Linked DNA regions of Homo sapiens: region 1 is linked to region 2. Evidence: chromatin loops called from intact Hi-C (ENCODE). Cell type or tissue: Calu3. All regions are shown on one strand. Each heading gives the region's core, and the rest is flanking DNA. Links, peaks and the distances in the headings are about the cores only. Region 1 overlaps NRG3 (neuregulin 3). Region 2 overlaps NRG3 (neuregulin 3).

Evidence for each region. Peaks named below come from ENCODE experiments on the same cell type or tissue, not always from the same donor. Only the 100,000 strongest peaks of a DNase experiment are listed, where the experiment ranks them.
Region 1: it touches region 2 in a loop (2.2-fold over the local background); 4 of 110 quality-filtered maps call a loop at or near these places.

Annotation. Positions count from the first base shown.
Region 1 is chr10:82,357,900-82,373,634 of GRCh38, reverse strand. NRG3 (neuregulin 3) reads right to left here. Exons shown (of 9, transcript NM_001010848.4): 2 at 14,767-14,896. Among named protein-coding and RNA genes, the nearest start is that of NRG3-AS1, 130 kb to the right of the region's middle. In Calu3, for the core only: no CTCF peak of the experiment used is centred there; no DNase peak of the experiment used is centred there.
Region 2 is chr10:82,155,499-82,171,233 of GRCh38, reverse strand. The region is part of intron 1 of NRG3 (neuregulin 3); the gene reads right to left. Among named protein-coding and RNA genes, the nearest start is that of NRG3-AS1, 70 kb to the left of the region's middle. In Calu3, for the core only: no CTCF peak of the experiment used is centred there; DNase peaks (open chromatin) are centred at 6,683 and 8,243.

The sequences.
Region 1 (15,735 bases), core at 6,750-10,749, 200 kb before region 2:
CTCTCCCTTGTCCTATTATTAGCCTCTATTTCATAACTGCTGCAGAATGTTTTTCCTCCAGCAGTGGAGCTACCCACTGATACACTAGCCTGAGCCTCAAAGCTGAAAGTTGAGAGTTCCTAATTGAATTTCTGCCCTTCAGGAGCACAGGGTCATTGGGATCCACCTGCTGTCAGAGGACTCCAGGGAGGCCAGGCTCTAAGCACACTGGCCTCTTGGCATTGCCTTTGTCTCTCCACATCCACATCTCCAAGCATCCCATCTGCCCCTAAGCCTGGGGTCTGTTTGTTTAATGGTCTACAGCTGAATTAATAACTCCTTTCTCTGACGTTAGCTATAACTGTATTTTGGATTTGTTTAAATCAGAAAGCAGTATTTGAGAAACTAGAAAGCTATCCTGTTTTAGGAATTCTTACAAACTTTCTTTCTCTGATCTCTGCTGTATGCATGTGTTGCTATATGTGCCAATATGGTAACCTGCTGCCTGACCCATAACAAGGTACATCCTTTACAGTTACCTTACTTTCACCCTATGCGAGCCTCGCAGCAGCTCAGTTAGAGAAAAGAAATACTACCTAGGGAATTGTAGAACATTTTCACTTGAATGTGCCAGTAAGTATCCCTAAAGTTTCATTATTCAACAATGATCAGTGGTCAACGCATCCTTAAGTGGATATGTTTAATTCTTTAGGAAAATTTTAGAACTGAAAAATCATTTCCTACATCTAAAATGCTAATACAGGCCAGGTGTGGTGGCGCATGCCCGTAATCCCAGCACTTAGGGAGGCCAAGGTGAGTGGATCCCTTGAGGCCTGGAGTTTGAGACCAGCCTGGCCAACATGGCGAAACCCTGTCTTTACTAAAAATACTACAATTAGCTGAGCATGGTGGTGCATGCCTGTAATCTCAGCTAGGTGGGAGGCTGAGGCAGGAGAATTGCTTGACCCAGGGAGGTGGAGGTTGCAGTGAGCCAAAATTGCCCCACTGTACTCTGGCCTGGGCAACACAGCAAGACTCTCAGGATAAATAAATACATGAATAATAAAATGTTAATACAATTAATTTTTGATTGGAACAATAAAATTGTCTTTGTGAATATCTCAAATATGTAGATAAAAGTTATACATTAATTTTGAATTTAAAAAATCTTAATTTCATAATTTAATCAGTGTGATATACTTGTTAGGCTTGAAGAATCGCACTCTTCTCTATACTTTCCATTCAGATAAATTCAGAGCTTGAGTGAAAGAAATTAAAAATGTCATCATCTTCTGATATGTTTGTGAGAACCATCTGGACATGAGAGAAAAAATAATCCAGAAAGGAAGGGACCAATTGCATCAAAAATTTATGACATGAAGCTGATTACTTCTAATTGCATCTAAAGTAATTTTGAAATTTCCCTCCCTCTTGGATTTAAAGAGAAACTTCTCCAATAGCAGCTCAACTCTCCAAGCCTTTGTTGGCCAGCAAGAGTAGGCTTCCAAATGAGAAATAAAAAGGCTCTTATCTTTCCAAATGCAAATTAATGTGTTATCTCCTCTCTGAAGCCCGTCCTGGCTTCATGAGCACTGATTTTTGGAATCTTCTATGTACATATGAGTGCTATGATTTGGATATGGTTTGTTTGTCCCCACATACTCTCATGTTGAAATTAGACCCCCATTGTGGGGGTGTTGGGAGGAGGGGCCTATTGGGAGGTATTTGAGTCATGAGAGCAGATGTCTCATTAACAGATTGATGCCTTCCCTCAGAGGAGAGTGCGCTCTCATTCTTTAGTTCCCAAGAGAACTGTGTGTTGAAAAAAGCCTGGCACCTCACCACTGGTTCCCTCTTTCCTTGTGTGATCTCTGCACATAATGCTCCCCTTCACCTTCCTCCAGGAGTGGAAGCACCCTGAGACCTTCACCAAATGCAGATGCCCAATCATGAACCTCCCAACTATCAGAATCATGAGCCAAAGAAACCTTTTTTTTCTTTATAAATTACCCAGCCTCAGGTATTCCTTTACAGCAACACAAAACAGATATGAGCATAGCTCATATCTATCACAGAACTTGTCATATTGAATTGAAGTAGAAAATATCCAACTCAACCCCTCTCTTATGAGTTTTTCTGAGAACATTCATCACTATATTCTTACCACTTTACAGTGGACTCGGAACATTGAAAATGCTTAATAAACATTGGCAGAATGATAAAAGAATGTATTAAATTGTCATTTACTTCTGAGTGTACATAAAATAGAACAAAAAGTGCCATTCTATAGCCTCACATATGGCATGTATATTTCTAAAAACATATTCCCCAAACCAGGTGTAATGCTCTCATCTTTTTTATTCCTTTCACTTTATCCTTAATTTCTCATTTGATAAAACTTGCATGAGGGATTTTATATAGTTGAGGAAGATATTTTCCCTCAGTTTACCAGCCTAGAATGCGTTTCCCTATAATCCCAAATATGAGCTTCACTGCCCAGTATGGTCAGAATCTGCCCATTGTGTTCCCTTCCACACTAGATTCTGTTGGCTTCCCAGTGCTCTTATAGCAAGTTATTGACAAGAAGGAACTTTTGGTCTCATTTGCCACTGAACCTCAGTGTCTTGCATGATGCCAGATACCTAGTAAACAGACTGTGTGTATATGCATGTGTGTGAATGTGTGTGTGTGTGTGTGTGTGTGTGTTTGTAAGGTGGATTTTAAGCTGCCTTTAGTAGAAATATTTTCCTGATATTCATAAAGCCACCAGAATCGCTGTGAGCATTAAAAAAATAAACATATTTTTAGAGATTTACTCTGAGATAAACTCTGGAAACACTGTCTTTGGCTTTTTTCTATAAAACAAGGAATGCTTGGCCCTTCTGTCAATTTTTTAGTTTTCTCAAGTAATACGTAGGTACATAGGTAACGAAATAAAAGAGTAGTTGGATGTTAACGTGCACTGACACAGAGTTGGGATACAGTGAAAAGAATGGGTTTTAGGGCGCTCTCTTCTACCTTATTGATACGGACAGGAAATGGGAAAATACTGGGTTGAAGAGGGTGGTTCCCTGGCAAAGGCCCCACCTTTAAGCCTAGATGCCCGCATCCCTGAATAAGAATAGGCATTTCTGTTTTCATGCCCAAAAAGTTGCCTTTTGGCTTTCCATTCCCCTATCCTGCCCCCATATAAACCCTGAACCACAAGCTCCAGGGCAGACCAGCAGATCAGCAATGGCAGAACGACGCGGCAGAGAAAGAGAAGAGGAGGGATGTCTGGATGCTGAGGGGAGTTCAGCAGGGGGTGACTGGAGGAGGCTGGCCACTGGGCAGCCCCACTCCAGGGGAATATCACCTTCCCACTCCATCCCCACTTTCAGCTCCTCATCATCTCGCTGAGAGCCACCTCCACCACTCAACAAAACCTTGCACTCATCCTTCCAGCCTGCATGTGATCCAATTCTTCTGAGCCACTGGGCAAGAGCTTGGGATACAGAAGGCTGTCACACTGGCCCCCTGCCCTTGCGATAAAGCAGAGGGTCCACTGAGCTGATTAACACTCAAGCCATCTGCAGATGGCAAAACTGAAAGAGCTTTGTAACGTGGAGGGTTGCAGGTATCCACCTCCAGACACCACTGTGGAGCCAAAGCACCTGCCCCCGCCTCTGCACTGCCCTTCTGCATGCTTCCCCTCCTTCAGGGGTTTCAGCTGGGGGACGACCAAAAACAGGTGAGCCACACCCCTGTCATATGTCAGGGAACTCTCTCGTTTCATTATCATCCAAAGCCTGCTAGCACTGAGTGACTCAGGAAACTCACAGCTGATTTCTGCAAAGTGGGGATAACAATACAGAGGTTGTACATTCTGGTGAAAGTTACATTAAGAAAAATCCACATAGTATATGATAGTCTTGCTTTTCTATGAATTTGAGTGTAATCAAATTATAATTAGGTCAAGTATATGTCATACTCATCATGGAACATCCTTGGATTATGCTTATTTTACAGAGAAAGTTATTAAAATTTCCCATTATGCCTGAAAAGTTTTGGGAGCTAAGCCAGGCACCGTGGTTTACACCTATAATCCCAGCACTTTGGGAAGCCAAGGAAGGAGGATCACTTGTGGCCAGGAGTTTGTGACCAGCCTGGGCCACATACTGAGACCCCACCAGTACAAAAACTTTAAAAAATTAGCCAGGCATGATGGTGTGCACTTGTAGTCCCAGTGACTTGGGAGGCTGAGGAAGGAGGATCACTTGAGCCCAGGAGGTCAAGGCTGCAGTGAGCCATGACTGTACCAGTGCACTGCAACCTAAGCAATAGAGCAAGAACCTATCTCTAAAAATAAGTAGAGTACATAAAGCCAGAGTTTAAATGTCTTATTTTGAAGCAGTTTGAATTCCTGAACCACTGGGACAATAAAGGAGAGAGTTTAGTGGGGAGGCGAAGCATGTAGAACCTGGTGTCAGCCTCCCTAGTCTGGTACACAAACACTGACATTTTGGTTTACGCATAAAAATTGTGATTTGGCCCTTAAGCCATCTTTTATGTTTGTAAATGATGATCAGACAAAAGTGATTTGGAAAGAAATAGCATGCTCAGGAACCCAGAAGTGCTGCCTGATGCTGTGAAACTTAGGTTGGAGGAAGAATCCTTTCAGTAGCCCCAGAGATGGGCAGACCACAGAAGGACACGGCAAATTCCCTCATTGCCTCGGCAGAGTCCACAGAACAGCTGAGCCATCTTTATCCTGTTTTGAGAAGGTTTTATTGAAATATTTACCCAAGAAGCTTGCACGGCGGGGCCTGTGGTACCAAGGTTACTGTTCACATTTGTACTGATAGATCATCTCTGGCTAAAATAATATTTATGGATATGTTCTTAATTTTTAAAATAAATTTGGTGAAATAATCCATAATCCACTTAAACTATATAATTTTATCTGGGATACAAAATATTGCATAATTCTCTCTCTGCTCTGTCTGCATGGGAGAAGCTTCCAGACTGTCCCATCCCTCACAAGATAGTGAAACTCTCAGGCAGGAAGCAGGTGCCTGGTGAGGCAGTTCGGGGACACATCTGAAGGGTCAACAGCAGGAATGGCCTAAACTGTAGGTGGTAAGGAGTGTTTTTCCCATGTTTTTTCTTCAGGAACTGTCAAAAGGGAGCATTCCCCTAACAAAAGGTGGCCTCCTATTTCTGCCTGTCTTTTAAGTTTACTACTTGAATAATTACAATGATCCTTGATTCTAAAATGTGTTCTTGTGCACGATCTGGTATTATTGTGTTTTTAAATAATGTATCTGTGCCTGTTCTCTTTTATTCCCATTAGTGGATCTAAATTGAACTCTCTGCACAAGACTCACTGTGCTGGGAGACTCTGAGTACCTATCAAGAAGTTCTGACACAAGTACACTGACCTGTCAACAAAGCTGTGCAGATAAAGTAACAATACCTGTAACTTACTATATTATACTGGACTTACCCCAAATTCCCTGTGTTTACTCAATACCAGGCATCTCAACTTTACCTATATCAAGCCTCAAATAATCCTGGGAAGTAGTAATATTGTTTTTCCCACTTCACAGATAAGAAAACTGAATCACAGAGAATATGTTTTATTTATTTATTTATTTACTTATTTATTTATTTAGAGATGGAGTCTCACTCTGTCACCTAGGCTGGAGTGCAGTGGTATGATCTCGGCTTATTGCATCCTTGAAAGTTCCACCTTCTAGGTTCAAGTGACTCTTGTGCCTCAGCTTCCCAAGTAGCTGAGATTACAGGCATGCATCACCACACCTGGCTAATATTTTGTATTTTTAGTGGAGACTGGGTTTTGCCACGTTGGCCAGGCTGGTCTTGAACTCCCAAGGTCATGTGATCTGCCCACCTCAGCCTCCTAAGTTCTGGGATTACAAGCGTGAGCCACCACGTTCGGTCAAGAATATGTATAATTTGTCTGCTAGTAGCAGTGGAGCATTGAATCCAACCAGCCAGACCAAATAAGAATTATTAGGAAAAACAGAAGACAAAAAGACAACACTTTTTAAAGAGTCTGCAAGGAAATAAAAATATTCTTATTTATCTTTAAAAAATATTTATCTTTTAAAAAGATTTTTATCTTTTTAAAATTAAATATTTTAAAGACATCATTATATAGTGAGATCTTCTTTAAATAATCAGACTAGTACAAAGAAAGTTTGATAAAGTTCTAAGTGCTATATAAATTCTGGAGTCTATTGGCTATAAAAACACTCCAGTAATTTTCAAGGTGTTTTAGTTGCTAGCACTCTCATTATAAGGGTTAAGGGACAGACCAAAATCAATTAGGTAATTTTAGGTTTTGCATAGCTACAATATCTTGCATTTATATGGCATTTTACAACTTCCAATTGACATTCACATATATTATGGTCCAATGACTGCCAGGAAGGACAGTTATCATCATCCCCATTTTACAGCTGGTAAATAAATCATCATGGGAGCAAACAAAAAGAGTGTGTGCACGTCTCCGTGTGTGTATGACATTGAATAGTTATACATAAACAAGCCTGGTCTTAAAACTTACAAAGGAGAGCAGCTAAAAGCTACATATCCAAAGCAATGTACTAACTGCCAGAGATCTGACACTGTCTAGGTAGAGTCGAACACGCCTTGCTTATCTTGGGTTCCATATTCGCTGCTAACATATCCTGCGTTTAAAAAATGTTCCTTTTAAATTATTTTCTGTAGGCTTTCGTAAAGCAGATTATTTTTATTTTATGCCATTAAGAATTTTAGTGCCTACATATTTTAAACACTGAAGTATACAGATAGCTAAACTTTCAGAAAACTATTTTGGGAAAGAATTAAGAAAAAAGTAAATCACTTCATTTTTCTTGAATCATATATTTTCCACAAGTAAAATCTATAATTTTCAGTGTGTACATTTTCACATGAAAGTGTATTTTTCTTTTCTGCAAAAAAAATAAAAAAATAAAAAAGTCAACAGCCTATTGTATTGTGTCACAAAATTGCAAAATCGACAACAATTTCATGTTATTGACACAATTATGGCCCGTTACGCTGATTAAGTAGGAAAGGAAAAATAATATTTCCTTTAAACCCATGAAGAGTCGTTAAGAAAAGCAATGAGGGAAAAATCAAGAAATGCTTGCAGAATGTAACAAATAATAGAAAATTGCTAATTTGTCAAAGTATTAAAATTAGCGATAGGAATTCTGAGTCCTGAGAATATACAGTAGACAGGAATTCTCTGGCATGCCCCTCCCCACTTTTAAACCGAAGTCTCCTGTTAATTAAATAAGGCAGATGATACTGGTACAATTTCTCTCACGGGATTCTTGAAATATGCTTTTCCTTGGCTTCAATATGAGCATAAAGGAGAGAGGAAAGAGCTATCATATATATACATAGTATCTATTTCACAGTCATAGTTTTCTATATGTTGCTTTCAATTCTTTCATTGGCCTTTTGGGGCAACTATTAGACTATCTTAAAAAAATTAAATATTGAAGGTTCTGATTAAATGACTTGCAAAAAATCAGAGTTAGTAGAAAGCTGAGTAGGACTTTGAACTCAGGTCTCTCAGCTTTGAACACTCACATTTGCCTCTTGTATGTCTTACCCCAACTCACACAGGGAAGGTATTTTAAATAAACAAATTTGTGTCAATTCTTGGATACAAAAGCAAACCCAAGTCATAATGACCTCCTTAAAAAACACCATTTCCTGCTTCAGATAGAGCCACTAATCACAGAAGAAAACATTAAAATAAGGTAATCTTTGGCTAATAACTAAATTCCAATCACAGAAGAAAACATTAAAATAAAGTAATCTTTGGCTAATAACTAAATTCCAATCACAGAAGAAAACATTAAAATAAAGTAATCTTTGGCTAATAACTAAATGATGTGTTGGTTGAATGTGCTTTTTTGTTTTTTTGCATGATACTTAAATATCCATATCCAAAGCAATGTACTAACTGCCAACTAATTTTAATACAAAGAGGTCGAATTAGAAGAGGTAAACCACTGCTTAAGTGTCATGGAATTACAAAATAACATTCATTGTGTTGTTGGTTTGCTTGCTTTCCGAGTTTCTAAGACTATCATGACAAGCTATGTCCACAGAGAGGAAGAATAATTATAACTTTCTTCATTTCCTCTTGTCAAAAGCAATCGGTAGACCACCTGTTATCAATATGGCTATTGCAAATTACTTAAATTATGTCTGGGCTATGGCAATCATTCCCATGAACACTTCTTTGATGAACTTGCAAATTCTTCTAAGGTTCTTCACCTTGTTATTAACACCACTCTGCAGGGAATCTGCAGTGACTCTGCAGCCTGGCCTGGATTTATAGATATTTTAGCCTTCATTCCCTCCTGTCGATGGAATTCAGGGATGTGTGCCAAAACTCCATTTTCATTCTGACTTGCTTCAACCACAGGGAATCATTAGCTGCTGCTCTCAGAGCACTTACTGGAGAACCATTTGATATAGAGGACCCTCACTGAATGGAAGAGCTAATGGACCTCCAAAGTGACAGGGCAAAGCACTAACTGGGATGGTCCTGTTATATCGTAGAATTGTCGTTACGCAATGACCAATCAATTCTCTTAAAAATGGAAGCTTTTATTTCAAAACCTACTCAGAGACAGCCAGTCATAATAGGGAGAAAAAACTACTCTTAGGGTTCCCTTTGCCCTTCCCAATGGCTGCCCCCACTCCCCAACTCCTATCAGCATGTCAGATTGTTATACAAGCCATCAGTCCTGTTACCAAAGTATCACCCTGGGCAATGGTAGCTATTGGGCTGTCTTATTCTTTTTCCAGCAATTCCATATTTCAAGTGCTTCAAGTATCTTCAAGCGAATTGCTTGGCTGATTTCCAAAATGGTCAATACAGGTCAAATTCAGCTTAAATGCTATCCTTTCCAAAGTTTTGAAAATCCATTTTTGCAGGAAGGCCGGTGAAACATTTAATGAGCTTCAGTTCAGAAGAGACACATCCTTTTTACTTGAATTTGGTCTTAAAACACATTTGGTCCATTCAAATGTGTAGCAATCTTTTCAATTACAGTGGCTACCTCTTTTCAATCTAGTGCAGTATATTATACATAGCACCATTGCCAACATTTTTAAAATTTCTAGAAATGGCATAAAAATGAAAAGATCATAGAATATTCTGATTTTATTCAGAATATTTTGATTCAAAGTGTTTCTGCTGACTTATTTTCCTTCTTCATCCAGCTTCATTTCTATGGGGTGTATCTACCTTTTATTAAATCCAATGTTTTTAATGTTTTCAAAACATGATTTCAACATGAAAAAGAATTATTATAAAAAGTATCAATGAATTATTAATAAAAGAAGGAGCAGACACATTCAAATAGACTTAGTAGTGCTTAATCTGGAAGCACTTAATTGAAAGTTCTCTTATCAGCTCAATAATAGTGAATTATAATGACCTTGATTTTAAAGAGACAAGGACACTATCTATATTTCTTAATGGAAAGACTAGAGGCAGGAGTCAACTCTCTTAACCGGGTGTTACATAAATGAAATATATGTGTAATATAGAGATGTTAGAAAATTTGCCAAGTTGAAAGAAGGAAATAGTTGTAAACTATCAACCTTTTTAGTTTTTTTTTCAGAATTAGGATTCTACTATATGTTCAAGTTTGCAATTTCATATTACATTTTTATACCTAACATGACATAGTGACCATTGGATATCCTCAAAACACTGTGAAAATTCATTCAATGTACAAATATATTCTAATTTATATAGACATTTAAATTCATAATTCATACTTGTTAAAAATTTTTGCTATTACAGATAAAAATGTGGTGAGCATCCCTACAAATAAATATTCACAAGCATGTCTATGGGCCAGGTGTGGTGGCTCACGCCTGTAATCCCAGCACTTTGGGAGGCTGAGGTGGGTGGATCACGAGGTCAGGAGATTGAGACCATCCTGGCTAACACAGTGAAACCCCGTCTCTACTAAAAAACTACAAAAAATCAGCCAGGTGTGGTGGCAGGTGCCTGTAGTCCCAGCTACCAGGGAGGCTGAGGCAGGAGAATGGCGTGAACCTGGGAAGCGGAGTTTGCAGTGAGCCTAGATCACGCCACCGCACTCCAGCCTGGGTGACAGAGCGAGACTCCGTCTCAAAAAACAAACAAACAAACAAACAAACAAAAAACAGTATAAGGCTTTTAAAACATACTAAAATATTACCTACAAAAAATATTTAACAAAGTGCACTCCCTCAAGTAGTATTTGTGGACACGTGTTTTCACAGCCCCCTTACCAAACTGGGTATAGTAGTCACTTTTAAAAATCTTTAAATAAAGGATAGGAAAAAAACACCTAATTTGCATTTCTCTGTGAGGCTGAGTATATTTGTTTGCTGGTTATCTGTATTTCTTTTTAGATAGATTATGTTCCTCCCCTTTGTCAATTTCCCTATTGAGCTTTTATTTTAATGTTACCCTTTGATCTACATGACTTCTTCAGGGTTTTAATTCTTTGCCATATTTGTTATTCGGTTTCCTCACAGTTTGTCTTTTAATTTTGTTTCTGATTTATGATATTCAGATAAAAAAATGCTGTGTCAAAGTTGTTAATTTTTGCCTTCCATTGCTTTTATTTGCTCACAAGGTCCTTACAATTGCTGAACATAAATAAACATGTAATTTTACTTATTATTTTCCTTAGGCTTTATTTGTTTATTACATTAACTTTTGAAATCATTAGTATACTTTTGGTATAGAAAGAGGGGTCAACATACACTTCTGATTCTATTTACCTGATAGTCAATCATTTATTGAACAATCAGTCTCTCATTTTCCTCTGGTTTATGAATCAAGCCTTGTTCTATACTAAGTCCCACAATATACCACAATCTGTTTTCACTAATTAGCCTGTGGATAATCTGTGGCTTTATATTTTCAGGCTGGGCATAGTAACTCACACCTGTAATCCCAACATTTTAGGAAGCTGAGGCAGGAGGATCACTTAAGTCCAGGAGTTGGAGACCAGCCTGGGCAACCTAGTGAGGCCCCATTTCTACGAAAAAAAAAAAAAAAAAAAAACCCAGAAATTATCTGGGCATGGTGGTGAGCACCTGTAGTCCCAGCTACTCAGAAGGCTGTGTAGGGAGAATGGCCTGAGCTCAGGAGATTGAGGCTGCAGTGAGCCAAGATCATACCACTGTGCTCCAACCTGAGTGACAGAGCAAGGGTCCCTCTCAGAAAAATAAAATACACACACACACACACACACACACACACACACACACACACACACATATATATATACACATTATATTTTGAATTTAGGAAAATCTATTTTCTCTATTTCTTGTTCTTTAAAAATCCTTCTGTCAAGTTTTTTTTTTTTAATTAAATTGCTTTATAATTTCTAAGTACTGGTACCACAAGTGTTTCTTGAAGAACTGGAATAAGAAAATTATGAAGAAACAAACATGTCCCCCACTTTCAACTCCTCCCTTTTCTGGGATTATTATTGTCCTTTTTTTTTTTTTTTTTTTTTTTTTTTTTTGCATGTACTTTCAGGATTTCTATCACGAATAGTTTGGTAATTGTGTTCTTATCGTTCCTTGAGAAGAAAACAGAAATGTGTCAGAGCATGGTCTATTTTCACAACACAGAAAAATATTTGATGCAGTTTATTATAGGATTACAATTTTTTTTAATCTAGGAAATATAATTTTAATTTCTTTCAGATTTAGATGTCTAATCTTTTGAGACACAAAAAAATAAACTATTGAATAAGCCAGGGTCATGCATAAGCCTTTATATTGCTGCTCAGATCTATTAAATGGCATCTTATTTAACTTGAAACAAAATCCAGTAACTACTATGTCATAAACATACTCCTGGTAGCATGTCAGTCACTGAAGTATTTTGCTTTTTAAAATTTCCTAACGATGAAGTATTTTTCTTACTCCAAACACATTACAAAGCACTGTGACATTTAATTTTTAAATTCATTTCTGTATGTATTTATTCAATAGTATCTTAGTGATAGGAGGTGCTCAGTAAACATTTGTTGAATAGGAGTATGACTGAAACATACTACTTAAATAGAGTGCTGTACAAAATGGCACTTTATTAATAACTACATTGGAATTTTTAGAAGTGGCTGATGCAGGAACAAATGTAAGCCTTTTATTCACAGCAAAGCTTGAGAGATGAATAGCAGGCACATGTGATGTGTGATTTATTCATACACACCAGTAGGAGATTTATAGGCATCTATTAACCTACTCGAGTTCCAATTTTGTCTTAGGCTAGTCTTTTGTCATGATTAGCTATGTTGTGAGTCTATGTTAAATAACAGGCTGTCTGTACTGAAATATGCAAGAAATATGAAGACAGAAGGCCAAAATTATTAAATATGTACATCATTTCACTTAAACTATAGGTATATATCTGCTTATGTGTGTTACAAAAATTAGAGATGTACATGCATCTCACAAAAGCAAAGGATTTTTCTTTTATGGACATGAGACTCATTGTTATGGACTGAATTTATCTACAAAAATATAAAATCCCTACATGAAGTAAACTCCAGTTCCTCAGAATGTGATCATATTTGGAGAAAGGTCTTCACAGAAGTAATGAAGTTAAAATAAGGTAATGAGGATGTGATCTAATCTAATATGGCTGATGTCCTTAGAGGAAATTTGGAACACACACACCTACAGAGGAAACATGATGAGAAGATACATCTCCTTGACCATCTATAAGTCAAGGAGGGAGGCCTCAAAAGGAATCAACTCTGAACACAAACACCTACAGAGGAAACATAATAAGGTACATCTCCTTGACCATCTATAAGTCAAGGAGGGAGGCCTCAAAAGGAATCAACTCTGCTGACACCTTGATCTTGGAATTCTGACCTCCGGGACTGTGAGAAAGTAAATTTCCATAGTGAAGCCACCCAGTCTGTAGCACTTTGTAACAGCAGTCCTAGCAAATTCATACACTCATGAAGTAATGAAGAATACAGCATAGCCATATGCAGAAAAAGAAGAATTACTTTGTTCTCCTGATAGTCTCAGTTTTTGGAAAAGATGAATCATCTCAGCCTGCATACTGTGGTGGGACCTGATCTGATTCCTCCTCTTGGTAAAACACCATCAAAGAAAGCCACTACTTTAGCTAATGCTTCTGATTCATCCCTTCTTCAATTGATTACGAATTCAAACATAATTGATTGCATTGGCCACTTCCAAATGATTATCCCATTAGATTGGCCACTGTAACATGGTTGAGGATCTAAAAGAGCTTGCATGCACATCACGCTTTGAAGGAGTAGCTCATTCCTGGATTTTCCCTTAAGGTCTTAATGTCACTTGTGTGCTTTGTATCCATACATGCACAGTCACAATAAATATGAGAGAGGAGGAGTGTGGAGAGAAACAATCCCCACTCCCCTTCTTCCCCAACCCAGGTTTGCAGAGCATAGGAATAGGGTGCAAATTTTGTAACTAGGGTGAATGCAGCGGCACTGCCAAAGTCATATATGAACACCACATGTCAGGGGTGAGGAAAGGTCACAGTTCTATTTGTCCTGACACAGGACATATGGTAACTTTTACAGAGCCCTCCTACTATATCACGTATCTGTTCTTCCAAACCTGTGCCATTGCTCAGTGTGGCAATACATCTTCCCTGTGGACTAAACCTGGCTCTTGGATCCAGGCAGCTTCTGCTGGCATGGCATGTTCTAAGTTCATAACTATACAATGCATTTCTCTACACCATCTTAGTGAAACAACATGGGAATAGAGTTTTATAATAGTAATAGAAAAAAGTCATAATTTTCCATGCCTCACTATTCAGAATAATTAATTTAATAACTGTGTCATACGAGAAGAGTAAATAAAGAGAAGAAAAGGGGTGTGGATATATATGATCACTGATGCATACACAATTGCAAAGAAAAACAAATTACCAGGGTAATACTGGAAATGAAAGCTTGGTAAGAAATATTTTTCAGATGTTAATTTGATTCTTCTATTGAGTCTTAAAGCCACAGTGTCTATAAGTGCACTCTTTATCCCCCCTTGTTTTTATTTTTAGCAGTTACATAACCTTATGTCTCTAAAAACCAATTAAACACCTTCCTGATCTCTACTGGGAGTTTTCCCCAAGTAGTTCTCTACCTAGACTATAACAGGACTACTATTTCATTTACAACTTCTTGCTGGAGAGTGTTTCATCAGAGGTGTTAAGAAAAAGTACTGAAATTAATAAAGGAAGGCAGAAACAAAATAAAATGCAGTTCTCTCTGGACACAGTTCAAGTCTCTGGGGTTGGTTCACAATAAACACTGAGATTCTAGATCTTAGATGAGCAGTTTGCTTCTCCTGCCACAGTCTGTAGGTTCTCAAGAACAGATTATTTCTGAGTACTAGGATATATGCCTAAGCTCCACATCATAAACAGACGCTTCTAAAGTGTGTAAATAATTATTTCCATTAACTTTGCAGATCTAAAAGTAAATCTTTGTTTGCTTGGTCAGGTAAAACTTAAACCGTAACTACTTTGTTTCCATTTTGTCTTCTTCCACTGTTAAAGAGGCAGCAGCCTTGCCCTTTCCAAATTAAGACTCGCAATTCTGCTATTCAAACGGTGGGACTGTGTGTATCCCGGATATGACACATACCAGATGCTGCCAGCACCCTCCACCCCCACGCCTTGCAACGGGCCTGCCCTTTCCATCAGTGGCCTCAGTGGCTTACCGACAGTGTTTATGGGATCCGGTCAGGGTTTCGATCACAAAGCACTCGCCATCATTGAGACAGTATGCAAGGTCCTTGTCTCGGCAGGGTTTGAAGTGCTCGGATCGCTCTGTGGAATATGTCGTCGTATCTGTCAGGGAAAGCACAGGGGGAAACGCTGTCAGCAGTACATTCTGACACCAACAACTCCTGTCACTGGCTCTGGATCTCTGTATGGAGGCCTTCTCATGGGCTCTGACCTCTGGGACTCTAGACAGACAGCTCCAACCCTCCTTGGTACTGACCAAATGCAGCTGGCTGTAACCACTATATTCAATTGTCTTATTTCTCCACTAAATTTTATCTATTGGAGTCACTCTGGAGAAGCCCCATTTGTGGACAAGTAAACACTAAAAGCTGAATGATCCTAAGTCAAACACCCCAAATCCACCCTCATTAATTTCAGTTTTAACAAACATGTTGTATGAAGGATTGAAACAACATTCCCTTCCCTTTATTGCTGCCAAATATAATTAAACATCTGATCAATGTATATTGTGACTGTTCTGTGGAATCCAATGTCAGTTTGGGGGATTTTTTTTTCAGTTACAGCTATAATTGGCTAATAGCTAAGCCAATTATTCTTTCACTTTCTCCTTTTATTATGTAATTAAAATGCAAATGTTCTAAATTCTGAAACAGATTCTCAAATATGAAGAATGTTTCTGGTAAATATTTAACAGGACCAATTATTGCCATTTTTTAGCATATCTTAAACATGCATTCTTAAAATCATAATTACTTACATTTTCAAATTAAGTTATACATCAATATCTGCATCCCAAATATGAGAATAACAATAAATAAGTGCTATCTATAAGATACAGACTCTATTACCACATGTAGACATTGTTCCAATTACAGAGTTTTAAGCAACTATTAGCTCCAATTCCACCACAACATTCAACAAAAAATATACTTAAAAAGTCA
Region 2 (15,735 bases), core at 4,843-8,842:
GAATGATTGATTTGATGCGTCTCTACTTTCCACATTATTTTAATTTATGCAAAAATGGGACTTCTATTTTTGAAATACTTCATACCAAATACATTGATTGAATTGCACCAGGAGACTAAATGAGAATTAAACAAAAATGGGAGGAAAAGAAAATGAAAGAAAATAGAAAATAATGACACTAATAAAGCCAGAGTATCTATTATCATAATCAATATTAATGTCTTCAGCTCCTTCACATGAAGACAAATGATCTCAGACTGCATAAAACAATCTGACAACACCCATAAATCAAATTAACATAGAAATGTTAAAATTAAAGAGATTTTGGATTGAAACAATATTAACTTATAATATGACTTCTCCTACCTTCTGATTGGAATATCAATTGGGGGTGAGAAAAAGAAAAATATGGAAACTCACAATACTATCAAAACTGAAGGCTGGCAATCGAATGGCAATTTTGAAAAAGCTGACTCTATTTGTAATGATGGCCATTAACATTTAATGATGCTTATTATATACCTATATATATTTACATATATATATATATATATATATATATATATATATATATATATACCACAAGTTTTATAAACATCATCTCATTCAATTCTCACAATTATTCCCCATTTTAAAAATGAGAAAATTAAGCTTTAGTGAGACTTCGCCCAAGGTCAAACAACTAATAAATGAAAAAGCTGAGACTCAGAATCAGGTGTTGAATGGTGAACCATATGGATTTTCATGGAGAAAATAAATACCCAGGTTTGGACAAGACGCATATTAAGTTCAAGGGAATACAGAGGTACTGCCTGAAAAATGTTGGGCTATGATTTTAATATTACCTACTTACTGTTTATTGACTCAGAAGTCAAGTAACTACTAATCTGAAGACCCGGCCACATGCTTGCTCTCTCTGTCTTTTGGACAGTAGTACTCTGTGAGCTGAACATTATGTTAGACCTTTTCTCACCCATGCCATTTTTCTGCACAAGAGAAAAGGTGGTATATTTCAGAAACCCATAGGCCAGGAACAGATGGGACTCCATTAGAATGGTCTATTCTGTTGTGAAGTTATCTCTGGTAATGTGTTGAGTATAGAATTTGGATATAGAAAAGTGAACCAGAAACTAACATTTGTTAATGCACTACAGCAGTTCAGAGAATTAAAGAACAAAACAGTGGAGATAGAAAATATCTCATATCCATAGATCAGTGGTCTATCAAAAAAAAAAAAACACACATGAAAAACTTAAGTCTTGAAATCTTATCTGAGAAGCTAATTTGTTTACACACAAGTAGGCTAACAGTAGAACAAATATCAACCAAAATCCTACCTCATTTAAAGGTGAATAAAGAAAAAAATAAGAAATGTTGGAAAACAATATAAAGAAAAATCAATAGACTCAGAAAAAACAGAATAATAAAAATGATATACTGAAAGATCAGAAAAACTTAGAAGAAACTACACATAATCTTTAATAGAGAATAAAAATAAATGAATATTAAGAAAACAGGAAAAATATTACAGAGAGAGCAAGTAGAAATGCAAAACAAAATGAGTGAAATTATAAGAAAGATAGGTGAAATAAAGAAATATTTTAAGGAAGAGTACAAATCAAATTGTAGAATCAAAATTTACACTGGAAGTAGTATTAAGCAAAATTCATTTTACAGAGATGTAAGTAATATACCCTAAAACTCAAAGTATAATAAAAAAATAAAAAATTAAAAAAATTAAAACACAAGAACATTTTTAGAATTCAGAAGGGAAGTGAAAAACAAAAGATACAAAGTTACAAAAACTAATAATATATAAAGAAGGATGAGTATAGAATTCTGAAATATAGATAATTGTTCCTTAAGAAAATACCAGATCTTTAAAAAGTGGGAAAAAAAATGATTAAGATATCCTAAAAGATAGCCACTCTTGAAAAAGAGTATTTTTGTAAATTGAAAATTCTTAACATTCAAAACAAATGACTATACAAACCTAAGTACATCTAGCCAACATTTTAGAATTATAAGAATAAAAGAACTACACAGGTGTGCATAAAGATACCAATATGAAGCTGAAATAAAATTTTACACATATGCTCGTCGCTTTCTTCACATAATTGCTATGGAAAGATGTTTGCAGATATGTGAGTATTAAGATGGTAAGCTGAATACAGTACTGAGGTCAACTTCATCATGAAACTGCAATAAATCTCTAGTAAAGGAATTGTAGGAAGGCATGAATTAAAAAGAACAAAGGGTATAAGAATCAACAAAACACCTTTTGGATGCTAGAAAGCAGAGAATAATGTAACTGACTCAGCAGGCCAGAGAAAGGTGAACAGTTTATCTAGAAGTCAGAAAAATTGATGGAAACTCAATTTAGATTCTAAAAATTCCAAAATCTGAGAAAATGGCAGAAATGATACCTCTAAAATTGGGATGTAGAAAGCACAATTTTAAAAATGGAGAACTTCTGTGAATCTGGTTAAGAAACAAACAGAACTTTCTCTCACATTAGGCCACTCCACACTGCTGGGTTAATTACCTTGCACCACTATGGAAACAGATGGGAGGGTAATTCCCTGCAAAGGGTAAATCAGAAATCCCCAGGACTGAGGTATATCATTCACAGGTGAGGACTGCACATGTCAACCATGATCACTATTCTAGGTAGTCTGGTTGGATGAGGTTGTAACATTGTGAGAAAAGAAAAAGCTCAAAACTCGAGATTATGTATTGATACTTTCATTATTCTTTCCTCATCTATCTCTCCATATTTTGATGGGCAAGTGTATTTCACATCTGTAGAAGAGTGGAGGAATGTTTTCTTTCTCTGGGGACTCTGACCACTCCAAAGAATATGACCTGAAGATACTGATGTTGAGGGTTTCCTACTGGGATCTTCCAAGAGAGAAGCCAAATGGACAATTCCCAGCCACCTACCCACGGAGAGCCTTGGAATAGGTTTCAAGCACAGCATTTTTAATATAAGCAGACAGCCAAATGTTGACAAACATTTAGGGGAACGATCCTACATGAAAACAGGTACTACCATAGAAAGAAGACAAATGCAGCAATCTTAGGCTGCACAAAGAGAAAATATTCAAAGTCATATTCAGAGTTAAATTAATAGTCATTTTGTTTATTATTAAGAGAGTCATGTCTAAGGAGGAGGAATAATATTGACAAATATTCAATTTCCAAAACATAATTCTTAGTTTTCCAAGGGTTTTTTTTTCCTTTAAAAAATCTTAAGATGGGCTACTTTAGCAATATAAAAGAAGAAACTCTTCTGTACATCCCTCTCACGCTTTCCCCCTTCAAAAAAATGAAGAATCCCATTAATACAATTAATAGGTAAATAACAAACATAAAAGAAAACAAGTGTGAAATATATTTATGATAAACACACCATTCAATAATCTTTATGTATTTGGAGTTTTTAAAATGAGAAAAACAAAAACAATCACGTATTAAAAAGAAGGTGGTAAATATAAGCAAATATTTACAAAAGTACAACAAACGCTTATCACAAGTTTAAACAATGATAAACCCAAAAGAACTTATTCTGAAAACAAATAACTGTGGCTGAGCCCATGTGTGCTAGGAGATAATTATGAAATTGGGAGTTCTCTGAATTAACCTTCATATAAAAAATATAATAAGTAATAATAATGTGCTAATATGAAGCTTATACATATTTTATAAAATTTTACAGTAAACACAGCAATTATTATAAAATTCTCTACAGGGTGGAACACTCCCATCACCCTGCCCCTTTGGATGCCACTGCCACTAAGTCATATTCAGACTTAAGAATCATTTTGTTTACTATTGAGAGAGTCATATATAAGGAGAGGGAAATAATAAGTTCTAGACTGAATACTGCCTTAGTCCAGCCTACGAATCATAAAAACAGGAACTAACAGAATGAAACACTTACCAAGTAAATTAATTGCATGCCAGAATAAAACTAAAAATTTTATGAATAATAATAAAATCTCCCAACAAGTAAAATTTGCAATGTCTGACATTGAATAAAAAATTACTAGGCATGCAAAAAAAGCAGAAAAATAAGACCAATGAGGAAGAAAAAATTCAATCAGTTGAAATAGAAGCCACATTTGAAAAAATAATTTAAAAAGAATAAAACTATATAAAGGTGCATCATAATCAAATTTTTAAAAATCTGTGATAAAAAGAAAATCTTACAAACAGGCAGAGAGAAAAGATGCGTTACATACATAGGAACAAAGATAAGAAAGATGGCAGATTTCTTATCAAAATAATGCGAGCAAGAAGACAGTCAAGCACATCTTTAAAATACCAAGGAGGGAATAAAAAAAAACTACTGAGAAAAAAATACCTTTCAGTAATGAAGATAAATAAAGACTGTTTCAGACTTACAAAATTTGTATGAATTCGTCAGCAGCAGACCCACACTACTTGAAATGTTAAAGCAAGTCCTCCAGGCAGAAGGAAAATAATACCAGATGATTATATTGATCTAAACAAAAGAATGAAGAGCACCAGAAATGGTAACTAAATTAGTAAATATATATATTTTTCTATATATACATATATATGTGTGTATATATAGACATAATTATTTAAATATCCTTAAACAATTATTGATTGCTTAAACAAAAATAATAGCAATGCAATATAGTATTTATAATATGGGCAAAAGTGAAATATATGTAACAATACCACAAAGACCAGGAGAGGCAAAATGAAAAAACTTATTGTAAGGCAATTTTCCTACACATGAAGTATTATAATATCACAAATATAGATTTTAATAGTTAAAGAGATATATGAAAAATCCTAAAACAGCTACTAAAATACAAAGCAGAGATTTATAGCTAATAGGTCAACAAAGAACATAATATGGAATCATTAAAAAATTCAATCAGGCCGGACCTGGTGGCTCATGCCTGTAATCCCAGCACTTTGGGAGGCCAAGGCGGGCGGATCACCTGAGGTCAGGAGTTAGAGACCAGCCTCAACATGGAGAAACCCTATCTCTACTAAAAATACAAAATTAGCCGGGCGTGGTGGTGCATGCCTGTAATCCCAGCTACTGGGGAGGCTGAGGCAGGAGAATTGCTTGAACCTGGGAGGCGGAGGTTGTGGTGAGCTGAGATCGCGCTGTTGCACTCCAGTCTGGGCAACAAGAGTGAAACTCCATCACAAAAAAAATTAATAATAAATTAAAAATAAAAATAAAAAATTCAATTAATCTAAAAAAAGTAGAAAACAGGAAAAGAGAACAAAGAACAGATGGGACAAATAAAAAATGAATAGCAAGAAAACAAATGGGAAGATGATTTTAAAATGTTGACTAGATGTACTTAGCTTTACTCAGCTATTTATTTGAGTCTGTTGGAATATTGAGAATTTTTTCAATTCACAAAAAATAATTCTTAGATTTCCAAGGCTTATTTTCCTTTAGAATATTTTAAAAGTCTACTTTAGCAACATAAAATACTAAAGTCTCCTGTACATTCCTCTGTCACGCCCCCTCTCAAAAAAAAGAAACTCACAAATGCAATTAAGAAGTAAATAACAAATATGAAAGAAAACAAGTATGTAATATATTTATGATAAAAATTTAAATATTCTATATGTATTTAGAGTTTTTACAATGAGGAAAAAAATGATCACCTATTCAAAAGCAGGAAACAACTATGAGTGAATGTTTACAAAAGAACAAATGCCTAATGAAAAGTATGAAAAATATTAACATTTCCCTAATTTTACATATGTAAAATAAATAAGCTATTTTGCCTACAAAATTGACATTATTATAAATTGCACTATTCGGTTTTGCCAAAGCCAAGAGAAAATGTCACCTTTATGTAATCCTAATGAGACTGTAATCAGTCTGCAAATAAATAATTATTGAGCATCCATCATTAGGTGTCTGATATGGAATGCAAATCGTATTTTTATATAAAAATTCTTAAAATTTCTCCCAGTACTACTTCTCATTGAAAATTTGTTCTAGAAAAAAAACTGAATATTTGTCAAGATTTATTGAAAAGCTACCACATTTATAAATTAATAAAATATAACAGCATAAATGTCCAGTTGTAGAGAACTGATTAGCAAATGGTAGCATCCATACAATGGAATGCAATATAGTACTTATATAAAAATATACATGAAAATATTTTTTATGTCTATCTATACATAGATATATAAATGCACATACCATGTTTTAATAAATAAGTTATATAGGGCATAAACAGATATTAGAGTGCCAGTCTTTTCTAAAAATATTAAATCAAACCATGAAAAAGATTAGAAGGCTAAATACTATAATAACTCCTATAACTTCTCCTTTACTAGTTGATTTATATCTTGAATCCTAACTTCTCCCTTGAATTCCACACTACTATAACCAAGTTGAAAGTTCACATGTCCAAAACCAGAACTCTTATTTGCTTTCCTTCCCCAAACTAGCTCCCCACCTAGTTTTCCTAATATGAATAAGCAAAAATATCATTTTTCTTGACTGTTTTCTTTTCTTACCTCTCACTACCAACCTTCAGCCAAGTACTGCCATCTCTTGACTCCAAATCTCCCCCCTGCTACTTGCACTCTTGCTCTCTAAAATCCATTCTCCATACAGCAGCCAGAGTTATTCATGGAGGTAGAGAGTAAAATGATACATACCAGAGGCTGGGGAGGGTGTGTGTGTGTAAAGGGCAGTGGTTCGAGTGAGAGTGATAAAGAGGGGTTGGTTAATGAGTACAAATGTAGAGTTAGATGGAAGGAGTTCTAATGTTACATAGCAGAATAAGGTGACTAGAGTTAGCAACAATATATTGTACATTTGTAAATAGCAAGAAGAGAGGACTTGAAATCTTCCAACACACAGAAATGATAAATACTCCAGGTGATGAATATCCTAAATATCCTGAGTTGATCATTACACATTCTATGCATGTAACAAAATATGACATCTACTCCATAATTATGTACAAATATTATGTACCAATTAAAAAATTTTGCCAGGTGCTGTGGCTCACGCCTGTAATCCCAGCACATTGGGAGGCCTACACAGGTGGATCCCTGTTAGGAGTTCGAGACCAGCCTGGTCAACATGGTGAAACACCATCTCTAATAAAAATGCAAAAATTAGCCAGACATGGTGGTGCATGCCTGTAGTCTCAGCTACTCAGGAGGCCGAGGCAGGAGAATCACTTGAACCCAGGAGGTGGAGGTTGCAGTGAGACTAGATTGCACCACTCCACTCCAACCTGGGCAACAGAGCGAGACTCCATCTCAAAAAAAAAAAAAAAATTTTAAGAGAGAAACAAAAACCTATAGACCCTATCATATAGGTCCCTTGCTTGAAGCCCAATAATGGCATCTCACCACACTGAAAATAAAATCTGAATTCCTCACCATAGTACCAAAAGCATACATGAACTGTCTTCTCCTGCATTACTAACCTAAGATCAACCACGGCCTACCTTGTCCATGACTCTAAAGGTCCTAGCCTCAATCAGGACAACCATGTTCCTACCTGGAGGCATTGCCTAGATTGCTCCTCCTCAGCCTTCACAGAGATCTTTTCTAACCACTTCTAAACCAGAACTCTCTTGCCAGCCTTCACCTATCCTACATTGACATACCAGAGATTTCCCATCATTTATAGCTTCCTGAATTAATTTGTCTCATTCACCTACTGATGTAATGAATGACAGTGATGTCTAATCGAAAATCTAAGTCCTCAAGGACTATATTGCCTAAATATTTACAATATTGTAGTTGGTATCTGGTTGCTGATTTTTATCTCCTTCTTTGTGCTTCTCACCATTATCCAAATTTTATATGACTGATAAATATTTTAAAGACAGGAATGAAAAGTTCATATATGCACAAAACATAAAATAACAATGGCAGAGCTTAAGGTGCAAAGTAAAGAGAGGCATTTTCCTTGAGAACCTGATTAAGTCACTCCTTCAGTTGTGGGCACTTTTTGAAATAATCTTTTTGAGTGGAAGGTTAAAAAAGAAATTTCTTATATTAGAAGAGAGATTAATATGAAAGAGCTGTCGGTAAATTTGGAAGACTCCATAGGTTAATTAGACCTTCTGAAAAGAGGCCAATAAAAACCAGGGAGAGCAAAGTGGCCTCTTTTGCTGGCCTGAATGGTTTGGGTACTTTAAGCCACAAGCAGGAGAAAGCCAAGAGCACAGTAAGAATTTAACTGAAAATCAATAGTCCATAGCACAAACTCCATTCTCTGTCACCCTGCCAACTAGTTCCCAACAGGGCAATAGCATTTTAATAAAGTAGCTGTTAATTAGAGGAGGAGATTCACATGGTTTAGTTAACACTGTTTAGCTAAAGGACTAGACAGATTTGGAGAGCTTTATTAACTCAAATAACTGAGTCATGAAGGGAGGACTTTGGCTTATGTATAAAAGGGTTAAATTGATTCCACGTGCTAGAAAGAGCTCTGAGTTGCAATTCTCTTGAAAGCAACACATCCCATAGTTACATATCTCCGTTGCTGTCTTGGGTTGACTTACTGGTTTCTCTGCCAGTAATGATGATAGGCTGAGAAGCGGTGGAAGCTCACTCACTTGACACTTCAATGTATTCTCTTTGGGTTCAGTGAAAAAGGGCAGCCAATAACTTAGTGACTTCTCTTGCCCTTGTCTTTAGAAAGATTTACTCTGCCCAAAAAGGAGTGGGGAATAGAATGAGATGATGACAATGTTAAAAGTCAGTGGCTGACTTTTGCAAACAGAATAATATATTTGACACACAGAACAACTGACAAAATGATGGCAGAGCAAGGCACCTAGTACTGATGCAGTAGCCTGCCCTGTAATGTTCAACTGCCCAGCAATTAAATGTAAAAAGTAAAATAAAAAGGAAAGCTCAGTGATTTTGTGGAGTGATTTGACACTTTTATGTATAAATTTAAGCTCACAAGAATGGAGGTATTTTAGCCATTCACCTCTCCTTTAGCTATCAAGTTTGAGCTCCTGAACCCATCCTGGAAACTAGTGTTCACTTGAGCTAAATTTAAATTCGACAGATAATTGCAGAAGTTTTGAAGAATGAGAATTGATCCATGAAAACCAAATCTATTGTCCTATTCTCTCTTCAAGAACAGAATCTATTCTAGTGAAACAAAGTTTCATTTTCCATTGCATTCTGGAAGTTTCCCTTAATATATAAGCTTCCGGCAAGTCATTTGAGGGTTTGGGCACACTGATATTGAGAATGATCAAGAGTGATGGGCCACTTTGTTATATCAAGCCACTGAATATATTCATGCAATAATCAATACATTGCAGTATTTGAATCTAAGAAGCAATGGAGTGAATCTGCTTTCCCATGGCAGACACCTTGGCCAAGCTTAATTGCTTTGCTTAAACTTAGAGCAATCCAGGATCTCCATCTGTCAAATAGGGGTAATTGCAGTTGATATCTTTCTTTCCTAGAAGTATGTAGGGATCATTATTCAGATAGTATGGGTCAGGAAGCTAAGGATTCAGTGACAACAGCACCTGTTACTGAAAGGCAGTTGAAAAGAGAACAGGCTTTCAATGAGATAGACCAGGACTGGAAATCCAGCAACTCCATTTACTATCCAGTGAATGTATTAATATAAAATTCACTTATCCTTTCAGAGCCTGAGATTTCTTATCAGTAAAACTGGGGAAAAAATATCTACCTCGGCATGTCTATGTGAAGATTATAGCCAATGTATGCAAAGTGCTGGCCTACTAAAGGTACAAAAAAAGGGGAAGTGATTGCTTTATATATTTAATGGACCACTTGCCCCATAGTCGGTGCTTCTGTATTTAAAACAAGATTTCATGCTCCTTAAAGTTGGAACTCAGGACTTGTGTTATCATATCCACACAAATTCTGAGAACAGTGCACCCTGCAATAGCAGACCATTAACCAACCTCTAGTTATGAAACTAGTGATTGATAACTAAAGTCCCATAACTTCATGTACTTTCTCTATGCCGGTGACTCCAATTCTTCCAGCACTAACCACTTCCTGGGGCTCCAGGCTCAATGGCTTATTTGACATCCCCACCTGAATTCTTGATAATAATCTTTTAAAATTTCCCAAATAGAATTCTTAGTTTTTTAATACTTCCCTATACCTTGTTCTTTCCCAGTCTTCCTCTCTCAGGAAATAGCATGCCAATTCACTTTGTCTCAAGACAGAAAGACTTCACCAACGTCTAACCTCGCTAACAGTGTATTATAGTACACATTTTCCATACCCCCAGGGCTCCAGGTATTGTACATATTTTTAAAATTTTTCCAATATAATTTTATTCTAGTTTATATTTCCCATATTAACAGTGAGCTTCATTTTCTCATTGGCTGTTTATGAGCCTTGCTGTTCATTCATGTGCCAGTACTTAGATCACATGCTGAACTTGTTTCCCTACTACCACATTTACTGAGCAAGAACTAACTGAATGTTGGTCTTTATCCTTAAAATATTCTCTTCAATATTCAATGTTTTAGAGAAATCCTGCATTCAAAGTCAAATACTTTGCTATTCCCTGAGTTATTCAAATTGATAGGGTTCTTGTCTCTCTTACAGTCCTATTTCTTCTTCTTGCTTGGGTTAAAAGCAAACAGAGAACTATGCCTTAAAAATTCCATTGCACCACTGCACTCTAGCCTGGGCAACAGAGCAAGACTCTGTCTCAAAAACAAAACAAAACAAAACAAAAAAAAAGAAATTCCTTACAAAATCCATTATTATGATTCACTCTGTTTAGCGATGTTTTCATCTGTATAGCCATGACAAAGCATTCAGTATCCTATGACTTTTCCCAGGAACCTTCAGAATTTAAAATCTGTTTGCTGTTTATACTTTTGCATGATTTCCTGCTTAAAAAACTTTTGCCCCAAAACTGAGTTTACCTCTTCTGCCAAGCCATTAGCAGACTGGTGAAGAAGAGTGTTGCTAGGGGACAGGACTTCAGAATAAGTGCATTATCTTCTATCAGAAAACCACTGAAAATAAGATATTTAGATGATTCTATTGTGTTTAGGTAGGTAAAATGGATTGCTTTTTATTATTTTTTTGAAAAGGGCTAATTAAATTCACACTTGTCAACCATAGTGGTAATACAGAGCTTAAATTCTTACAGGCTATGTGAGCTCAGTAAATATCCACTAAAACAAACAAACAAACAATAAACAACTCTTATAGGATCCTTGAGGCTCAGCTCAAGATGTTTCTTTATTCATGAAGGCTTTCCACCACCTCTCAGTGAAAAGAAATTTGAATTTTTTGCTCCATTCATTCCAGGACTCTTTCCAGGTGAACATCTGACAGCATCCACACATAGCTTTATATTTAAGATAATTATGCATCTTTTCCTTTTCAAGTTCCTTTAGAAGAGTGACTTCTTCTTATTTGTATTTTTAACTCCCTCTGTATAGAACCCAGGACATTTACCTTCCTTGATTCTGCTGCATCTCACAAAGTCTATCTCAACAAAGTTGACTGAGCACCTACTATGTTCCAGGGATGAAGCCTGATGCTATGGGACTAAAAAACTAACGAAGGCATGGTTTCTATTTCTTAGATTCTCTCTACTTAATAAGAGAAGCAGAAAAATAAACATGCTTAAAATATTCTGTATAAAGAACTATGACTGGAGTGAACCCAGGGTACTATGAGAGAACAGAGGGCGTTAGCCACCCAGGTAACCCAAAGGAAGATGTTGGAGAAGGAAACTGATTCCGGAATGAAATCCTAAAGGATGAGTCCAATAGATGGAACAACAGAAAAGGAACATGACAGACAGGGAAAGCAACATTTTTAGAGACTTGAAAACCAGTAATATATTCAGGAAACTGCAAGCAGTTAGAGATATTTGGAGTGCTGAGAGAGTGAAGGAAGATAGTGTTGGAGTGGTCAGGAGGTTGGATGATGAATGGCTTTAAATGCCAGGCTAATTTCCTGAGTGCAATAGAGAACCATTGCATATGAAACTTAGTTACTTGCATATACATCATTGAACCTAGCTTCCAAAGCTATGCAATCAGCAATGTTACTTTCAGGTGATGCACCTAATCTGTAACTTGCAGCCTTCATGGAAGTTTAGATTAAATCAAATCATTATTTTCATAGTTGGTCTTCTATTTTAATTTTTTGTTTGTCTTAAAAGGAATTTGAAGCCTACTAAAAAAAATTGAAACCTATCTACAGCTAAAGACTATCATTTTCTTCTTGTTTCATGCTCTTCATGCAGAAGTTTGAGCATTTAAATAATATTCTTGTCATGTATTTTTCACACCTTCATCTGAATGGAAAGCTTGAGTGAGTAAACTAATCCCCATGAAAGATTTCATTTCCAGTGTGAAAATGATCAGGTTTAAGAAGGAAAAAAGGCTCTTATTTTAATCAAGGACAGTGGTTAAGAATCGTACAATTCCCATAAAAATAATATGCCACTTCTCTCAGGATTTCAAGAGTAAGCATTTGTGGCATTTTACTTACATGTGAAGAAAAAGTACATAAGCCCAAAGGAATGATCTCAAAACAGTGTAAGAGGAGAGTTTATTTGACAATAAATTTGCAAACTCCTCAACACAACTGGCATCAGCTATAGCCTTATTAAACCCAACAGTCAGATCATTCAGAGAGAAATATACATCCAATTTACCTGCGCAGACACACTTCCATGAAAAGACTTGAGATTTTAACATCATAAACACTTCTCTTAAAGGGCCTCCTATTTTAGACTTTCAAATACAACACATACGGAGACACAGACATAGACATACACACAGACATGCTCACAGGAGCACATACACCGTGAGACACCATAGACCAACAGACATGTTCACAGGAGACTAAAAAAGCCAAAATATTCAAACATTTAGATGACAATTAAATTTAGAGCCATTTTGGAGAAAATATTCACTTGTTTAACTGAAAATTATTTGTAACAATGAATAAATGACATGTTAATTCAGTTTCCTTCATAAAAGGACTTTGATGTTGACTAACATTTTATTCAATGTAGTCAACAACTTGGCCCCATTTTTCACTCATTTCTGCATATTTTCCTTATCAAGGTTCAGTTACCACTCTAGAAAAACAAAATATCCCCTTTCTATTAAATGGAGATCATGTTTTCTAAACTACCTTGATAGGAGTGTTTTTTGTAATAATCCTAAAGGAACACAAAGGTATGTGAGTGACCTAGACAATTTCACAGGGCTCCCGATGCTAATCACGTTCCTTGATGCTCACAGGAACATTCAGTATCATGCACATTACTTTCTCCTTTGCCTAAAACATCACTTGATAATGTTTGGGTTGTATTCTTAAAACACTTGAAACATACTACAAGCTGGAAGATCTATATTCCATCTTGTCTGTTTCCTAAAAGATAGACTCTTGATCAAATTTCCCACCTGGAAAGCAAATTTCTATGCCTCCTTCTCCCTTAACATTTTAACTTACAATAACACCACAAACATTCTGCCAATGGTATTCATGTCTGTCATTCTTCTGCCTATTCCCTGCCTCCCTTCTGTTTGGATTCTCCCCATGCTTCCCAGCTAATATTCCATTTCTCCCTTACAGACTTTCCTGACCTCCCTGAATTGACACTGTATAGGTATGTTGAATTGATCCTGCAATATTTTAAATGATTTCAGGATTAGTTTATGAATAGCTGTATTTTGCAAAATAGATGTCCATAGACACAAACCTCTAACCTGCTATCAGTTTGACCTTGACATAGGAGGAGATACTTATAAGAAAAATAAAATCTCAGGTAATGATTATCTTCTTTAACAAGACAGCAACCGATTCCTTTGGCTCATTTTATATTACAGATTGAATCCTTCTGGAATATGACTTGTAGCTATTAAATATCTTTTTATACTTTTCAATGACCATTTGGTTAAATGCAAAAGCAATATACTTTCTTTAAGCACAAGACAGCCATTAGTCAGCTCACTGTTGAGTTACATTTGGCCTTAAATTTTGACTTGCAATATTTACCATTATTACTGGATGATAAATTGCAATAAGAAAATATACTTCATTTCCCTGTAAACTCAGTCTATTTTAAATGGATTTAACAATGCTTAATAGTACATTCAAAGATACCCAAAGCCAATGTTCCCTGAAGCAAATCACAAGAATGTTGAACAACTTCATAATGACCATTTAATCCCCATCATTACTACAGACTGGGATTCCTGCCGATGCAATGACAATGTAGTTTAGAGAAAATTAAGCAATAAATTAAAAATTATAAGCTCCATTGTTGCCATGGGAACCCCATGTATGAACTCCTATGAAGTTTTAAATAGTTTCTTCTTATGGGATATTAATGACGATTGACACTTTCAACATAAACTTATTTGTATGGGAGCTTCATGCTGATAATCATACCTATATTATTAATAGCTATTAAAATGTAAAAAAACCTATAAAAGTAACAGGTACTGTAAAACAAGCTAACTTTATCTTAAACTCCATGGATCTTCCTTCAAAGCACTCTGGCAGGTAGACACCATTGGAGCTAAAATCTGATGAAGGATAAATTCCACAATTTTCCAATTCTGGAAATTCACTAGAAATTTCTTTTTTTTACAGACATCCTTGTGAAAATGTTTACCCATGTATATTTATGTTAATAAGACACTTCACAAAATACCATGGCACTAATAATAGGAGGTGATATTGACATTATGCTGGCTAACAGTTTCAGAGTACCTGTTCTTGCCAGGAACTTCATAAAGATGATCTCACAAAAGGCTCACAATACCTGAGAAGACAAATTTTAATCTATAGATTTTGGATGAGGAAGTTGAGGCCTGGGGGATCATGTTACATGGACATACCTTCCAGTTGTTAAGGAGCAAAGCTGAGACTGAAATTCAGGTATATCTCATTCCAAAGACAGACAGAACACAATGAGTGTTTGTGAAAAAAAAAATAAATGAAAATGTTATAATCAATCTATGTAAGTGTAGATTGATATACTTTTTGATATCGCTTTTGCTTTCTGAGAAATCAGAAAGTGAAATTTTGCCCTAAAATATGATGTATGTCCAATTTAATAAGGAGGACAATGTTAGCACAAGTACCCTAGTCACTGTTCTCTACAGCTTCACATAAAAATGGCCAAAACATATGAACAGAGGAACATCTCTGCCTCAACACTGAGCTATATCAGTTCCCCAACATTTCCTTATTTAAAATTATTTTTAAATTGAACAATTACAATTCAGAAAATAATCGATATGTTTTCTAGTGAGAAAGGTGCATATAAATGTAGACCAGGAAGCAGCTAAAGTTTAGAGGATTCTGCTACCTTTGTTTTCTGTACATGTCCATACTACCTGTTATGTATTGAGCTTTTATCATTTTTATAATCACATGAAATATAAATATTGAAAATTAAATGAATATGCTTACACATCTACTAAATAAAATAACATGGTCACCAGTCAATATTATTTTAATTAAATAAATGGCTGGATAATCTCACAGCCTTCTTCAGTCAGCAAAATACAGAATGCTGCTCTACTGAAGTCTCTTTGCTTTTGATTATATGTGCTTCACTCTACCATCATAAATATCAAATTAGCAGGTACATGTTGGCATTAAGCCATACCCTTTTTATTACGATATGTTTGTAATTAGCATTTTTACACAGCCATATGAGAACTAATGAAGCCTGGGGCCCAATGG